Linked DNA regions of Mus musculus: region 1 is linked to region 2. The links are chromatin contacts, found by Hi-C or POLR2A ChIA-PET in ENCODE. All regions are on one chromosome and are shown on one strand. Each heading gives the region's core, a stretch centred on a gene start or an enhancer-like site at or near the end of the contact. The rest is flanking DNA. Distances are from core to core; before and after follow the strand shown. Region 1 holds the start of A630001O12Rik (RIKEN cDNA A630001O12 gene). Region 2 has its middle 5.7 kb from the start of Gm31603.

What was found. A loop is a pair of places that touch in the nucleus more often than their neighbours do. ChIA-PET counts read pairs that join two places held with the same protein, here RNA polymerase II (POLR2A).
Region 1: a map of Patski shows a loop between it and region 2 (2.5-fold over the local background). The contact joins the promoter of A630001O12Rik here to the enhancer-like site in region 2. A Hi-C loop is called at or near these places in 8 of 37 maps with a recorded cell type or tissue (Patski, gastrocnemius and heart). POLR2A ChIA-PET finds 5 or more read pairs at or near these places in 1 of 5 experiments (Patski).

The regions. Positions count from the first base shown.
Region 1 is chr8:126,845,872-126,850,464 of GRCm38, forward strand. A630001O12Rik (RIKEN cDNA A630001O12 gene) reads left to right here and starts at 3,149. Exons shown (of 2, transcript NR_151740.1): 1 at 3,149-3,359; 2 at 3,490-4,593. All of the region lies in intron 1 of Gm31718 (a long non-coding RNA gene), which reads right to left.
Region 2 is chr8:126,733,412-126,737,540 of GRCm38, forward strand. No RefSeq gene overlaps it. Among named protein-coding and RNA genes, the nearest start is that of Gm31603, 5.7 kb to the left of the region's middle. Within about 2 kb of position 1,605, at least 1 of the 3 ENCODE cell types and tissues checked has a DNase peak (open chromatin) inside an H3K27ac peak, as active enhancers do; it is heart, where a contact is called at or near this core.

The sequences.
Region 1 (4,593 bases), core at 1,899-4,398, 110 kb after region 2:
TCCAGGGTTGTAGAGAGTGCAGTCAGGATACCCGTAGTCTTAAGTTGTGTTCGCAGAGATGGCCCTGAGATGACGTGAGTTCAGGTTCCCATACAGAGACTGGAGTCAAACAGGAAAGGGCAAACTCATGGCCCAAGGAGTTGTCTGGTTATGGCCTTTCCGTGCACACTGTGCCAGACGCAGCACGGTGCAGCCTTCCAGGGAACATAACACTCGGCCACTCCAAGGGCCGTGCATATCGTCTGTGCACATGTACCTGTGTGTATGCAAGCTAAGGAGCTTGAGGGGAGAAGACGGCAAAGCTTCCAACTGTGTTAAAGAGTTCCCATCTTATTCCAGAGCTTCTGTGGGGTGCCTTCTGTGGAGAGCCCTGGGTTTCATTTCCCACCCATCCCCTAGTTTCTGCTTCCTGTCGGGGGTAGAGTGAGAAGCAGCTAACAAAGAAGGGGCTCCAGAGGAGAGATCAGAAAAGGGAAGGCAGGTTCCTGTTCCTCTTTCCTTGTGCTCCTTTGCTTTTGTCTCCGAATGCTCTGCAACACCTGACACCTGGTATGTGATGAACAACCCGTTGAGATATGGTGCCTTGAACTCCTCTCTCTCTCTCTCTCTCTCTCTCTCTCTCTCTCTCTCTCTCTCTCTCTCTAAGTATTGATTGTATCTGTGTGTGTGTGTGTGTGTGTGTGTGTGTGTGTATGGATATGTTTTCGGTTAGTGTGGTGTGGTGTGGTGTGGTGTGGTGTGGTGTGGTGTGGGTAGGTCTGTGTATGTGTGTATATGTGTGGTGTGTGTATGATGTGTCTGTCTATGTCTGTACTATATGTGTGTGTATGAATGTATGTGTATGAGTGTGTGTATGGATGTGTTTGTAGTTAATGTGGTGTGGTGTGGTGTGTATGTGTGTGTGTGTGTTTGCATGTGTGTGGTATGTGCATGTGTCTATCTGTATATATTTGTATCTGTATGTGTGTGTGTGAAGTGTGTATATACTTGTGTGTATATATTTGTGTATGTGTGTGTGTATGTGTGTATATGTGTGTGAGAGTGGTTGGTATGGTGTGGGTGTGTCTCTGTGTGTACATATGTGTGATGTGTGCATGTGTATGTCTCTGTGTGTGTATGTGTGTGTGTGTGTATCTGTGTGTGTACATAAGTGTAGGTTCCCAAAAAAGTGTCAGACCCTCCAAAGCTGAAGTTACAGGCTACTGTGAGCAACCTGTCATTGGTGCTGAGAACTGAACTTGGATCCTCTGCAAGAGGCTTCATTGCCCTTAGCTGCCAAGCCATGTTTGCAACCCGACCTGCTCAGCCTCTTCTCACAAAGCAGCAGATGGATTTCGTGAGGTCTCCCTGCAACAAGCTTTTACCTCGATCTCCTTCTAAGACCCAGTGAGGCCACACCATGAGGTCAGAGCTCTCACCCTCACAAAAGGAAAGTAGGAAGACAAATTCTCAGTCAAGGGCAATCGAGACAAAAGGAGCGGCAGCAAGGAGAGAAATGACAGCTAGAGAAGGAGTCAATCAATGACAAGCTGGATGGGTCAGTCCTGAAAGGCTCAGAGCTGCCTCCAGGGCAGAGAGCTCAGCAAACAGCACACAGAAGCTGGGTATAGCAGTGCACACTTGTGATCTCAGCACTGAGCTGAAGGTCAGCCAGCCTTGGCTACTTAGTGTGTTTGAGGCCAGCCTGAGCTATGTGAGCTCTTGTTCACATACCCCAATAAAGACACACACACACACACACACACACCATGGCTTCCCTGCTGCTCAAAGCCACAGAGCAGAACCGAAATCTCCCACAAGCCTCATGGCAGGTACCCATGTAGGCCGAGCTGCCAGCCACAGGCCACACGCAGCTGCTGTGGTTGACAGCACAGCTCCATCCCTGGCATGTTGTCACCTCCTGAAACAAGAGTGAAAGTCACCGCATCCTCAGCTCCATCCTTGAAGCAGCCTCTGAACCACGCCCCCAAACTGTGGCCCCTCGTGCAGAAGGCCCATGAGGGAACAGAAAGTCTGATGCCTGTCAGTCACTCCAGCACCCAGGTGCAGCTCTTCAAGCTACAGATAACCGTGTGACATCACCCAGCTGTTATTATCAGCACTGTGAGTGTTTACTTCATCTTCAAAGAGAGTTCCAGACTGGTATCTAGTGACTAAGTGGAGGTCAGAGATCCTCTGACATCAGTCATGCCCAGAAGGGACAAGCCCAGTTGCCAGCTCTCGGTGACCATGTGCAAACTTTGAGCTCCTTCCTGCCCAGTGCCTCTCCCAGGCTCCATACATGCCCTGGCCATGAGGCTGTCCCTGATGGCTGCCAGTCACATAGACACGTGGGTGTCACCTTCTATTGTTTTCCAGAGCATTCTCTCTGGAGTCCAAACATTGCCACATTGCCACTGTTGACACCACCTCTTAGAGAGCCTGCCCTTTATGACCCAACACAAGACACAAAAGGCATCAGACTGGTATTTCCTTTACCCCATAGGGATTTTTTATGGGGTTTTTATTTGGTTTCGTTTTTGGTGTGCTTCTGAGAATTGTCCTTTTGTTCTTCCGTTTGGTTGCAAAGAGCACTCTCCAAGGAATTCTGCTCAAAAAAAAAAAAAAAAAAAAAAAATCACACAGCTTTTTACCTGAAGCTTGTATCTCCAGAAGGAGACCTTCACCCACCACCACATCCTCCCAGGAAATAACAGCTTAAAGGACAGATGAACCCGCCATGGGGCCCTACTCCTCGCTGCTAGGCTCTGGGTAAGGTGAGCAGGGGCAGAAAGGCTGCATCTTCATGCTGGGACTCAGGAAGAGCCTCATTGTCTGTCTTAGGCAAGGACCTGCTCATCACACAGCCCAGATGTGAGCAGTTATTAGATCAACACTCCCCATACCACCACCATGGAGGAACCACTGACATTTACCTGGCCCTAGCAAAGGCCACCAAGGCCATGTCTGGGACTTTGAACTTTCAGTCACTCCCTAGTGAGGCCGTGCGTAGTATCGAAAGCCACCATCTTTTACGTTGTCTACCGAGGTAGAGGAAGTTTCTCAAAGACAAGCGATTGGAATCAGAGTTCAGAGGAAGCTGGCGTGAGAGCAAGGGGAGCCCCTGGCCTGCCTATCGCTGTACCAGAAGCTCCAACTGCCTCAACTCACAGCATTCTTACTTGCAGCTACATAGCCCCACCAACATTGCTAGGCTGAGCAGGACCAACCGACCATCTGCCTGGTCATGCAATGTGCAAGAAAAAATAAGAAGAATGTGCTGGAAGGTCAGAGCGCTAACCATCTAAGGCGATGATGGGTAGGCGCCAAGGCCCAGGGACATAGAAGTGTTCTGTAAAGGAGTCCCAAGTCTCCATTGGGTGAGTAATCTCATCTCTGAGCACAAGGAATGCTCTTAGAACAGGTTGTACCTGACCCGCCACAGTCAGCTCTGCACTGTCCGTGGAAATTCCTGGTATGACCATCCTAACCATGTGTTCGTCTTCCTAGTACTGCATCACCAACCTAAGGATTGACTGAAGCCCAGGGAGATGACCTCACTACCCATCACCAGAAGAGACTCTCAAACCCAGCTGCCCCTTCAGAGCTGACTCCTGGCATAAGGATGCCCTGATCTGGGCACAGCCCCAGAAACCTATCCCTGGACTCTGTCCGTTGACCACAGGAAGAGCTCCAGTTGAGTCAAAGGGGAGTCTGGCTAGTGGTAGGGCTGCAGGATCCAGCTTAATCCCCTTACTCATCTAAAAGGTCACTGAAGGGGCAGCGGCCTTAAGGGGCAGATCATCAGTGTTGACTACAAGTTCAAAGAATCCACAGAAAGCCACACAGTGCCCCCTGGCTCCAACCTCAGAAATGGAGCCGACCCTGACTCAGAGAGGAAACAAAGGCTGACTCACTCACCCTCCACTTCCTCCTTTTGCCCAGCTCAGCCAAGACCAGCACTGGCTTCCAGCGACAGACAGGTGACCACTACTTGCAAACCTGCAAGGGGGAGCACAGGCTCACTCTGCCAAGGACCACCAGACCTCGATTTACTACTGCCCTCACCCTCTGTATCTTCCACACAGTGCATGGCTGGTAATGGCGCTGTCCTGTCTTGTCCTGCCTTGACCTTGGCTGTGTTATTCTTCACTTCCCTGTTCAGCGCACAGCCACACTTTCCAAACATCATGAATCATCAGTACAGAGCAACGGCCACTTAGTAAAGCAGGAAACCACTGCACGCCAGGCCTGGACAGAGCAGTTCCCTGCTCTGGCCTCTCCTGTCCCCTGATCACTGTGACACAAAGCCACAGTGGAGGTCCCAGGGACTATTGCACCACTGGGTATTCAACCCCTACACCATCAGCCCTTATACTGGGCAGGATCTTCCTAGCTGAGCCTTCCCTGCCTGAGCTGGCTAAAGTGAAGCTGGTATCTTCCAGTCTCAGAGGGAGGGAAAGAGGTCAGGTCATTCAAAACCCTGGCTGTTAGAAAGACTGTATCCGGTAGACAGCAGAGCCATCAAACAGACATGGGGCTTCCTCTTGCAGCCTTGCAGTTATGAACAAAGGTTGCCTCTGTCATCAAAGCCCCTGCAGACTAGACCCCCTC
Region 2 (4,129 bases), core at 355-2,854:
AGGTGCCGTGAAATCTGGCTGACGGGTCAAGCTCAAGGTGATGTGCCTGCTGAGCCTTCTCTCTGTTCAGCTAAGCTCCCATCACACTGTTGGTGCCGCTTGGGTAAGTAATTATGACTAAGCGTGTAAGCAGAAGGGTCTGCCCACTGTAATTACTCCCCAACAAGTCCCTGCAGAGCCTGGGAGTTCCCCCAGAGGCCTGTTTGGGCCATTTCTGGAGAGGGTAGGTCAAGGTGGGTCTCCTGGATAATGTCAGAACCCGAATCAGAACCCAATGCAACTGACTGTATGGGCATTCTGGCAGGAAGACTCGAGTTAAAGCTCTGGGGTTTCTAAACCATTAAAAACCCAGTTGGAATGTTCAGATGCATCTGTAAATGTCTCAAAGTAAACAAAGCTCTGTCCCTCCAGAGCAATCATGTGCGTGTGCTTCCATTCACACAGAGTGGATGTGCACAGGTGTGGAGCCACAGGTCATCTGCAGGTACCACCTGTGACCAGCCTGGGTGCTTGACCAGCACGCCCTAGGGAACCCTCCCTTCCCCACTCTTCCTGCTCTGGAGTTACCGAAGCCCACACTCTGCCAGGTTCTGGGGTTGAATTCAGGTCTTCATGCTCACATGGCAAACGTCTTATGACTGAGCCGTCTCCTTGGCTCTCAGTCCTTTCCCACAGAAATATAACATGAGCCATGTGTGTTCAGTAAGATTTTTCTAGAAGCTGTACTAGAAAAAGAAACATGCGAGGTTAGGTTTAATGATATGCACAGCCCAACAGACCTCAAATATAGGATTTCATCATTCAAGCAGTTATTTTATTTGTATTTGAGATATTTTCCACACTTATTGTGTGTGTGTGTGTGTGTGTGTGTGTGTGTGTACTTTCAAGTCTTCAAGGTCTGTGTGGGTATCCCACACAGACTGATTGGGATTCTGATGATGAGTTCCACAGGCCAAGTGTGTGAGACACGGTGTCGTTCCCTTCATACGGGTTGAAGAGTGTCCCAGAGAGTGAATCTGTGCTATGGGGAATTTGTTTTGATTTAACGTTCCTGGCTGGATGCTAAAGTTCCTGGTGTGCACCTATAATACTAGCTCAAGAGCCAGAGACGGGAAAATGAGCAAGTTCGATGTGAAGAAGGACTATATGGAGAGCTGTTGCCCAGCCCCCAGCCCCCCAAAATATTTGCTTATTATAAAGGAAATTTTTCCAAAAAAATATTTCCAATTCTTGCCTTACACATATTTATATACAGGGCATGCTTGTCACTCCATGTGTGTGGAGGTCAGAAAACAGCTTGTAGGAGGTGAGTCTATCCTTTGACCTTGGAGTTCTGGGGACCAAAGTCAGCTCATTGGCCTTGACAGCAAATGGCTTTACTCCCTAGCCATCTCAACACCCCACCTCACCCCATCCCACCCCTGATTGTTTTTAAGTAGTACCAAGCAGGCGCTCCCTACAGCAACCAAAATATCCTGACTCAGGTTAATAATTTATTGCCTCCCACAGTGGAAACATAAATAAGACCAGCTTCTAGTCCTATTTGGGTTTGCTCTGGCCTGTGGGTCATTCACCCATGTGTGGTGAGCGTACATGTAGTCCTGTATGCTCCACTCTGGATACTGCCCTCGACAACAGACTATCCTGGTGACAGCCAAGTGGACAAAACCTTTTGTGGTTGTGTGGATGAGGATGCTTCCTATATGGGGGCACTAACCCTGGGCTCTGAAGAGCAGCCAGAAGCCACGGAGAAAGCAGGGAGGGAGCATGCCCAGTGGGAAGAGAAGCCTATAGCTGCCAGCAAGCAGGGAGACCTGGGGGATGGGGTGGGGTGGGGTTAGAACCAGCCCTCAGCAGGCCACATGCCTGGAAGAAACCACACTACTGTGGAGACAGTTGTCAGGCAGTGCTGTCCGACTGAAATATGACACCCATCACATAGATGGCATTTTCTAGTAGCCATGTTTATAAAGGTCAAAACGCACAGGTGCAATTTATTTTTAGATCATATTTTACTGGAACACACTTCCTCTGGAATATTATTGCTTGAACAGGTGAGACCGCTCACTTTTTTTTTTTTCTAAAGGAACTCTTCGAAATCCACCCTGCGGCTGGCACAGTTGTCCAGCTCCATTTGGTGCGGCTGTGATTCAACTGCTCTGAGTCACGTGGGCTCGAGGCTGCCACGTCTGGCTGCACAAGCCCATATGTGGTTGTACGTCATGAATAGTAACCTCTCCTCCAGCTCAGGGTCCAAAAGAGAGGTCAGGCCAACGGGAAGGGAAGGGGCTAAAGATCCACAAAGGAGGTAAAGCCTCCCACCTCCTCCAAGAGAGAGCAGATTGGGCAACCCGGCTCTCTAACCAGGGCAGGACAGGAGATGGAGACAGCGGTCCCCTTCCCCCACAGTCCCAAGGGTGTCAGTGTGAATAGTGTAACCAAGAAACAGAGCCCTGAGGAACATTTGCTAAATTCTGCCAAGTGCCTGGACACCAGATCACAAGGCTGACCCAGAAAAGAGCAATTGTACCTGCAGGGGAGGCAGGGCAGGCGAGGCCACCCCGGGTCAGCAGGCGCCTCCCACACTGCCAGGGAGGCGTGCCGGTGGTGGCCTAATGTGGAAATGTTTGAATGTGGGGCAGCGAGGCACTTGGGCTGGCTGGAGTCAGCCAGGGTGACAGGAACCAGTCATGCTGGGGCGGGACGATGGAGAAAGCTTGCCAAGACCCCGACAACATCTTTCCTAATAAGTCTGGCAGGCTCCAGGCCTTGGTCCCCCTCTGAACGACCTCTCCCTTCCACTCCGGTCTTCTCCAAGGAGGAAGGAGAGCGAGCCAAACAGAGCAGGAATTTGGACCCAGGCCTGGCTTTCCCCTCACGGGGCTCTGCAGCTACTCCAGTGCAGAGTGGATGAAGGCCTTTTCCCACAATGCTCCTCTGGACACTTGACTGCGCTGGCCACACTCCATCTGCAACCTGGGCACAACCTGGGCTCAACTGTTGCAGCCCCGTGCCAGGAGAGACCCTTATGGAAACACCCCTCCTCTCTCCCCTCCTCTTCCTCCTTCAGCTCCCTGGGCAGAAGCCTCCACCTCATTTTAGGAGGCCCCTCCCTGCAGTGGGAGCCTGGAGCCACCCTGCTGGCTGTGGATCCTGGCTGCTGGGCCTGCTTGCTCAGGAGAGGTTTGCTAAGTCGGATGTCCCAGCCCCACTCAAAGGACAGGCACAATGACAACATGTGTGTTTGGGTCGGGACACTTTGAACTATGATTCCCAGAAAGAACAGCTTGTACAGCCACTCCGAGTCTCCCAGCAACAAAGAATGTACCGTAGATTAGGCCTGGCTTGCAAAACATTTTTTTTTTTAAAGAGGCACAGCCCAGTCCTTTTATAGGGTCCTGGAACAACGGTGGCTGAGTTAAAAAGCACAGAACAGCAGCGTCACCCACTGTCAATACTTCGTGACCTCCCTCGGCTCATCAGTTCTCCTAAGGTTGGCTTTTTCCCCGAGTCTCTAGACCCGGGTGTTGGTGAAGGTCAGCTGCAAATGGATGAGACCTTTAGGAGGAGGTGACCAAGAATAATTTGCTCAAAGTCTGTAGATGATTAATTAATGTGCTTCTGTTAAGCATAGTTAATCTTTACTCGGAACAGTCGCTGATAAGGGAGAGCTTGGGGGAAAAATGAGTACGTTAACCATTAATCCTGGGAAACACCATAAAAATTAGGATGGAAAACCGTGGATCTGGGAGAGGAATTAGGAGGCTAGAGGGGTCAGCCAGAGGAACCTGACCATGCAAGGAGGTGCACAGAAAGCTGGATGGGAGACCTTAAAGTTCATGCATGCTCAGAGCTGGGGACATGCATTTGTGTTTATATGCTCGTGTGTGTGTGTGTGTGTGTGTGTGTGTGTGTGTGTGTGTGTGTGTATGTGTGTATGTGTGTATGTTTGTGTATATGTGTGTGTACATGTGTGTGTGTGTGTGTGTGTGTGCATGTGTGTATATGTGCATTGTGGTATATGTGTGTATATATGTGTATGTGCATTGTGTATATGTGTATGTGCATTGTGTATATTTGTGTGCATGTGTGTATATGTGTATGTGTGGTGTATGTGTTGATGTTGTTG